Regions from separate parts of the Homo sapiens genome. Here region 2 is linked to region 1. A link is an interaction called in ENCODE POLR2A ChIA-PET data of the cell type or tissue named here. Cell type or tissue: IMR-90. All regions are shown on one strand.

Evidence for each region. ChIA-PET counts read pairs that join two places held together with the same protein. Peaks named below come from ENCODE experiments on the same cell type or tissue, not always from the same donor. Only the 100,000 strongest peaks of a DNase experiment are listed, where the experiment ranks them.
Region 2: POLR2A ChIA-PET joins it to region 1 with 5 read pairs; 2 of 35 experiments call an interaction of 5 or more read pairs at or near these places.

Annotation. Positions count from the first base shown.
Region 1 is chr6:139,344,516-139,348,515 of GRCh38, forward strand. No RefSeq gene overlaps it. Among named protein-coding and RNA genes, the nearest start is that of CITED2, 28 kb to the right of the region's middle. In IMR-90, no CTCF peak of the experiment used is centred here; no DNase peak of the experiment used is centred here.
Region 2 is chr6:139,035,958-139,039,957 of GRCh38, forward strand. The region is part of intron 2 of ABRACL (ABRA C-terminal like); the gene reads left to right. Among named protein-coding and RNA genes, the nearest start is that of ABRACL, 9.2 kb to the left of the region's middle. In IMR-90, no CTCF peak of the experiment used is centred here; a DNase peak (open chromatin) is centred at 1,734.

The DNA of each region.
Region 1 (4,000 bases):
TGAGTCCGTCCACGTGACCAGTCTATAGCTCTACCCCAACAGTCAGGCAGCCCTAGCACTTGTGAAGGGTCTTGGAGAAGCGAACTTCTTTTCCCCCTAGTCCATCACTGCAGGCACATCTGGGACTTCTCCTATGGGAGCTTAGCATGGGTGCACCTATAGACAGCCTTTCTAGAAAACTTCAGGGTGACTGCATCACTCCAGGAAGGGCACCCTCCAGGTTCAGGCTTGCATAAGTGGTAGAGTTACAATCCCTCTCTACTTAGAACATCAACATTCCTGCAGATGAAAAGAGGTGCCTGCCTGATTTGAATAACTGAAACACTGGGTCAGGAGTGTGATTGGGAGGTGAAGGGCTTTCCTGCTTGCCTTGCAGTGGAGCTGAGGCAGCTCCCACTCTTCCCCCTGAAAAGACCTCAGTGCATTTCGCTGAGAGCTACCCCAGCCACCTCTGCCAAGGCTGAGACCTCTGCCCACCATTGGGTATTGCACTTACCTACCTGCTTTAGTCATGACCAGTTTCTACCCAGAGACACCTCCTCTACTGGCCTGAAGCCTGAACTATTCAACCCAATAAATAAAATACTGGAGGAAAAAATAAATGAATAAAAAAGTGCACACCATGGGGGAATGAGAAACCTCAAGAGACCTCTGCCATTCCAACCTCATAGGGGACACTGAACTTGCTCACACAACAAGCACATTGCTACCATAGCCAGCATCTGAGAAAGCCATCATACAGAGAGACTCTCTGTAACCAAGGAACAGAATCTTCATCCCTAAAGCACCAAGAGCCACATTAGGCTACAGTAAATTATAAACATTAAAGTCACATTGCTAATGGGGGGAAAAGAAATTTTAAAAAAGAGTAATATCAAAAATAAATTCAAGAATAATTACAAGAAATAGTCTACCCAAATGAGAAGAAACCAGAAAAATAATTCTGGCAATACAACAAAACAACATTCTATAACACCACCCCCTACCAAAAAATCACACGAGCTCTCCAGCAATGGATCTATACAAAGATAAACTCTTTAAATACCAGATAAAGAATTCAAAAAGTTGACTATTAAGCTACTCAAGGAGATACAAGAGAAAGGTGAAAACCAACATAAAGAAATTTTTAAAAATTCAGGATATGACTTAAAAAATTTCTAAATAGATATTTTAAAGAAAAACCAATTAGAACCCTTGGAAATGAAAGACACATTTGGGGAATTATAGAATGTAGTGGAAAGCTTAAAAATAGACTAGACCAAGTAGAAGAAAGAATTTCAGGCCAGGCACGGTGGTGGCTCATGCCTGCAATCCCAGCACTTTGGGAGACCGAGGCAGGTGGATCACAAGGTTAGGAGATTGAGACCATCCTGGATAACATGGTGAAACTCTGTCTCAACTAAAAATACAAAAAATTAGCCGGGTGTGGTGGTGTGTGCCTATAGTCCCAGCTACTTGGGAGGCTGAGGCAGGAGAATCGCTTGAACCCGGGAGGCGGAAGTTGCAGTGAGCCAAGATTGCACCACTACACTCCAGCCTGGGTGACAGAGTGAGACTCCATCTCAAAAAAAAAAAAAAAAAAAAAGGAAGAATTTCAGAGCTTCAAGATAAAGTTTCCGAATTAACCCAATCAGACAAAAATAAAGGAAAAAAAATCAAAAGAAATTATCAAAGTCTCTAAGAAATATGGCATTATGTAAAATGGCCAAACCTAAGAATAAGTGGTGTTCCTGAGGGAGAAGAGAAGGCAAAAAGTTTGAAAAACTTCTTTGAGAGAATAATTGAGAAAAACTTCCTTGGCCTTGCTAGAAATTTAGATATCTAAATACAAGAAGCTCAAAGAACTCCTGGGAGATCAATTGGAAAAAGGACATCACCAAGGCCTATAGTCATCAGGCTATCCAAAGTCAATGTGAAAGAAAGAATTCTAAGAGCAGTGAGAAAAAAGCCTCAGGTAACTTATAAAGGAAAAGCTATCAGACTAACAGCAGACTTCACAGTGGAAACATTACAAGCCAGAAGGGATCAGGGTCCTGTCTTTAGTCTCCTTGGAGAGAAAAAACTGTCACGCAAGCATTTTGTATCCAGCAAAACTAAGTTTCATAAATGAAGGAGAAATAAAGTATTTTCAGACAAGCAAATGCTGAGAGAAGTTGTCACTTAACCCAACCCACTCTACAAGAAAAGCTAAAAGGAGTTCTAACTCTTGAAACAAAAGATTGATATGCACCAGACTAGCACCTCCTAAAAGCGTAACAGTCACAGGGCCTATAAAACAATAACACAACAAAGGAAACAAAATATCTAGGTAACAATCAACTTGATGACTGGAATCATACCTCATATCTCAATATTAATGTTGAACACAAATGGCCTAAATGCACCACTTAAAAGACGGAGATTGGGCCAGGCATGGTGGCTCATGCCTGTAATCCCAGTACTTTGGGAGGAGGAGGTGGACGGATCACTTAAGTCCAGGAGTTTGAGACCAGCCTAGCCAACATGGCAAAATGCTGTCTCTACTAAAAAATACAAAAAATTAGCCAGGCACAGTGGTGCATGCCTGTGGGCCCAGCTACTCTGGAGGCTGAGGCATGAGAATTGCTTGAATCCAGGAGGCAGAGGTTGCAGTGAGCTGAGATTGTGCCACTGCACTCCAGCCTGAGCGACAGAGCAAGACTCTGCCAAAAAAAAAAAAAACAAAAAAAAAACAAAGCAAAACAAAACAAAACAATCACAGATTGACAGAACAGATGAAAAATCACAAATCAAATATCTCTTGTCTTTAAGTGACTCACCTAACACATAAGGATTCATAGAAACTCAGAGTAGAGGGATCGAAAAAGATATTCCATACAAATGGAAACCAAAAGTGAGCAGGAGTAGCTCTTTTGTTGTTGTTGTTGTTGTTGTTGTTTGTTTTTTGTAGACAGAGTCTTACTCTGTTGCCCAGACTGGGGTGCAGTGGCATGATCTTGGCTCACTGCAACCCTCTGCCTCCTGAGTTCAAGCAATCCTCCTGCCTCAGCCTCCTGAGTAGCTGGGACATCAGGCGCCCACCACCACGCTTGGCTAAGTTTTTTTGTATTTTTTAGTAGAGAAGGGGTTTTGCCATGTTGGTCAGCCTGGTCTCGAACTCCTGACCTCGTGATCTGCCCACCTCAGCCTCCCAAAGTGCTGGGATTACAGACGTGAGCCACCATGCCTGGCCGGATTTCTTAAATAACTCAAAGTTGATCTACCATTCGATCCAGCAATCCCACTACTGGGTATCTACTCAAAGGAAAAGAAGTGATTATGTCAAAAAGGTACCTTGAATGGTAATACAAAAAGGTATGTTTATTGCAGCACAGTTCACAATTGCAAAGACATGGAACCAACCAAAGTACCCGCTGACCAGTGAGTGGATAAAGAAAACGTGGTATATATACACCATGGAATACTACCCAGCCATAAAATAGAACAAGATAATGTCTTTGCATCAACTTGGATAGAGCTGGAGGCCATTGTTCTAAGTGAAGTAACTCAGGAATGGAAAACAAAATACCGTATGTTCTGACTTACAAGTGGGAGCTAAGTTGTGGATACACAAAGGCAAACAGATTGGTATAACAGGACTCTGGAGAGTCAGAAGGGGGAAGACGGGTGGGATAAGGGATAAAAAAAATTACATATTGGGTACAATGTATAATACTTGGGTGATAGGTACACAAAAATCTCAGACTCCACCACTATGTAATTTATCCCTATAACCAAAAACCATTTGTACCCCAAAAGCTATTGAAATAAAAATATTAAATAATAATAATAAAAGATTCTTGTGCATTTTTCTGGGATGTAGTTAAACTACTTGAAAACAGTTTGATCCTTTCGTGGCTTACTTTTAAGATTTGTTCATCAGTCTTAGGGTAGGGTTAATTATTCTTCACACTTAAGGCAAGACACTTTACCAAATGCTTTGTGAATTACAAGGTTTTTCAGTTTGGCAGGTGGGAGTGGG
Region 2 (4,000 bases), 310 kb before region 1:
GCCAGGCATGCTGGCATGTGCCTGTAATCCCAGCTACTAGGGAGGCTGAGGCAGGAGAATCGCTTGAACTCGGGAGGCGGAGGTTGCAGTGAACCAAGATTGTGCCACTGCACTCCAGCCTGGGCAATGGGGCAAGACTTTGTCTCAACAAACAAACAAACATAAAAGAGATGGAGTTTCACCATGTTGGCCAGGCTGGTCATGAACTCCTGGCCTCAAGTGATCCACCTGCCTCGGCCTCCCAAAGTGCTGGGATTACAGGTGTGAGCCACCGTGCCTGGCCTGCCTCCTTCTTCTGTTTTAAGGACTTTTTGGATTACACTGGGCTCACCCAGATAATCTAGGATACCTTCCTGTCGTAGGGTCCTTAATTGAATTGCATCTGAAAAGTCCCTTTTGCCATGTAAGGTAACATACAGATTCTAGGGATTGGTACATGGATATCTTCGGGGGCCTTTATTCTTCCTACTATTCCCTCTTTTTTGTCTTAGTCACTCTATTTCTATATCAAACCCGAGTCGTCATTACTGAAATGTACCAAGAAATGATAAATGAGGCATATTAAAGCTGGTATGGACTCTAAGTCCATACCTAAGTTAGTCAACAACTGAGTTGAATCATATCAGTTAATACTTATTGAGTATCTATATATGCTAATAACTGTGTAGTACAAGTGGTATAAAGTGTGTTCCTTTTCCTCAGGGATTTTACTACTTAGTTGATGAAAACAGATAAAATCTCATAGTCCAGGTGCCATGGCTCAGGCCTGTAATCCTAGCACATCAGGGGGCCAAGGTGGGAGGATCGCTTAAGCCCAGGAATTCAAGACCAGCCTGGGAAACAAAGTGGGATCCCATCTCTACAAAAAAATAAAAAATTAGCCAGGCATGGTGGCATGCAACTGTGGTCCCAGCTATACTGGAGGCTGAGGCAGGAGGATTGCATGAGCTCAGGACGTCGAGGCTGCAGTGAGCCGTGTTCAAGCCATTGCACTCCACCCTGGGGGACAGAGTGAGACCCTGTCTCAAAACAAAAACAAAAACAATAAAAAACTCATGAGGCAATTATCCGAAAAAAAAAATGGTATGCTGAACTATGAAGTGCTGACATGCAATATGGTCCCTTCAAAATAGATTATTGGAAGTTGTAGTAGTTGGGGGCACTCAATGAAGTCTTGCATCTCAGGTAGGACTTTGAAGTGGAGGGCAGGTCAGTTTAGGGGGAAATCCATGAGTTGGTTTTTGGAATGGGAATGAATGTATTGTTTGAAGAGAACACCGAGAAGACATTGGAAAATATAATTTATTTAGTTTCTTTTTTGAGATGGAGTCTCACTCTGTTTCCCGGGCTGGAGTGCAGTGGCACCATCTTGGCTCACTGCAACCTCTTGTCTTCTGAGTGCAGGCAATTCTTGTGCCTCAGCCTCCCTGGTAGCTGGTATTACAGGTGTCCACGACCACGCCTGGTTAAGTTTTGTATTTTTAGTAGAGATGGGGTTTTGCCATGTTGGCCAGGCTGGTCTCGAACTTCTGGCCTCAAGTCATCCGCCTGCCTCAGCCTCCCAAAGTGTCGGGATTACAGGCGTGAGCCACTTCATCTGGCCATAATGTATTTAGTTTCCTAATCAAAGAAATCAACAGTCTTCCCTAACTCAATTTTTCTCCCACGCATTTCACCACACCCACTTGATGGAGGCCTGATGAGTCTTATTTTCCATAGTGATGTCCCTCCTGTTCCTCCTCCCACACTCCTGATTTTTCCTGAGCTCAGTGAGGTCATGTTACTCTTGGCAGCATTATTATTGTTTTTTTCTTTTTCTCTTTTTTTTTTTTTTTCTGGGATAGAGTCTTGCTCTGTCACCCAGGCTGGAGTACAGTGGTGCGATTTTGGCTCACTGCAACCTCTGCCTCCTGGGTTCAAACAATTCTCCTGCCTCAGCCTCCTGAGTAGCTGGGATTACAGGCATCTGCCACCACCCCCAGCTAATTTTTGTATTTTTACTAGAGACAGTTTTTCGCCATGTTGGCCAGGCTGGTCTCGAACTCCTGGCCTCATGTGATCCACCCGCCTCAGCCTTCCAAAGTGCTGGGATTGTAGACATGAGCTGCTGGGCCCAGCCGTGCATTACTATTGTTTGGATAGTTATAGGTGTTACAGGCATATTTCCAAAGATTTGTAGGATTTTCTTTTCTTTATCCATATCAGCCTAGTGTTTATTGGTCATATTCAATTAGTTTTTAAATTCTAACCTTTACATTACTAGAAGAGTGTCATTATTCTGGTAAGGCAAACTGAAATTCCACTTCAAAATTAGCAGCTTTCACATTAGAAGACTTAAGATAATTATCGTAACTTCTATAAGCATGGAAATACTTTTAATTTTGCAGCTTCATCAGGATACCTTGACTTTCTCATTCCTGGCAAAAGATGACTTATTGAGTTTGAAAGCATATATAGATATGTGTTATCTTTGAACGTGTTATGGTTAATTATTTAAGTTGTATCTGGAGTGATTTTGCTTTAGTCTACATATGATGTATGAGCTGAGGATGAAAACTGATGAATTTAGTTTTATCTTTTCATTGAAAGTCAAATTCCTTAAAGTCTCATTTTTCATATAGCGAAAAAAGATTAAATGGGGAGAGTGCACTTGGAAATTTAAATTCTTTCATTCAACAAATTTTTTTTAGTGTCCCCTTTGTGCTCAAGTGCTGGAGATGTAAAAATGAACAAAATTCCATCTCCATCTTTGAGGTCCTCTTTAGGTAGCTGAAAGACAGACAAACTGGAAGTACCTAGAGGGAAGTGATTAACATGGGCTGTAAAGTCGGACTCTCTGGAAATGAATCCCAGCTCCTCTACATACTTGCTGTGTGACCTTGGCTACTTTACTAAACTTTTCTGTGCCTTGTTTTCCTTATTTGTAAAACAATAATACTCTATTTCAAGGACACATTTCTTCACATTAAAAAATCTCTAAAATAGGCCAGGTGTGGTGGCTCATGCCTATAATCCCAGCACTTTGGGAGGCCAAGGCAGGCAGATTGCCTGAGGTCAGGAGTTCGAGACCAGCTTGGCCAACATGGTGAAACCCTGTCTCTACTAAAAATACAAAAATTAGCTGGGCCTCGTGGCGGGTGCCTGTAATCCCAGCTACTTGGGGAAGCTGAGACAGGAGAATCACTTGAACCTGGGAGGCGGAGGTTGCAGTGAGCCGAGACCACACCATAACACTCCAGCCTGGGCAACAAGAAGGAAACTCCATCTCAAAAGAAAAAAAAAATCTCTAAAATAAAAATACATCTTATAGTACATGGCATGCTATGGTTAAATTGGCAGTTTAATTATAATATAAAATAATGATGCTTCTTGTAATCAATTGTGTCTTATCTTCCATGAAATACAGATTAAGTGAATTTTAATGACTGTAAAATACATCGAACAGTTCTGGATCATAGCAAGTACTCAATAAATGTTAGCTATTAATACTATAAATGATGGTGAGTGCTTTGATAGATATATACTCAGTTTTATAAGAAGAGCTATTCACTCAACTGAGTGGATCATGAAGGACTTCTAGAAAAGGTGGCATTTGAATTCATTCCTGAAGAAAAAGAATTTAGCTAGGAAGAAGTTTCTGGGTTTCTGGGCAGACGGCTGAACACGGGCACTGTTACAAAGGCAGAATCTGTCATATCATCTTAGGCACAGCAAGCAGTTCATTGTGACTGGATCAGGAGGTACATGCAGTGATATGGCAGAAGACCAGGCAAGTGATAGATGCAAGGCCAGAGGATGAAGAGCCTCTTCTGTGAGGCCATGGACTTCCCTTTATTTAGAAGGTCATAGGGAGCCATTGAAATATTAAAGTAGCCTTGATGAGGTGGCTCACACCTGTAATCCCAGCACTTTGGGAGGCCAAGGCGGGAGGATTGTTTGAGCCCAGGAGTTTGAGACCTCGTCTTTATTAAAAATAAAGATAAATTAAGTTTGGTGGTGC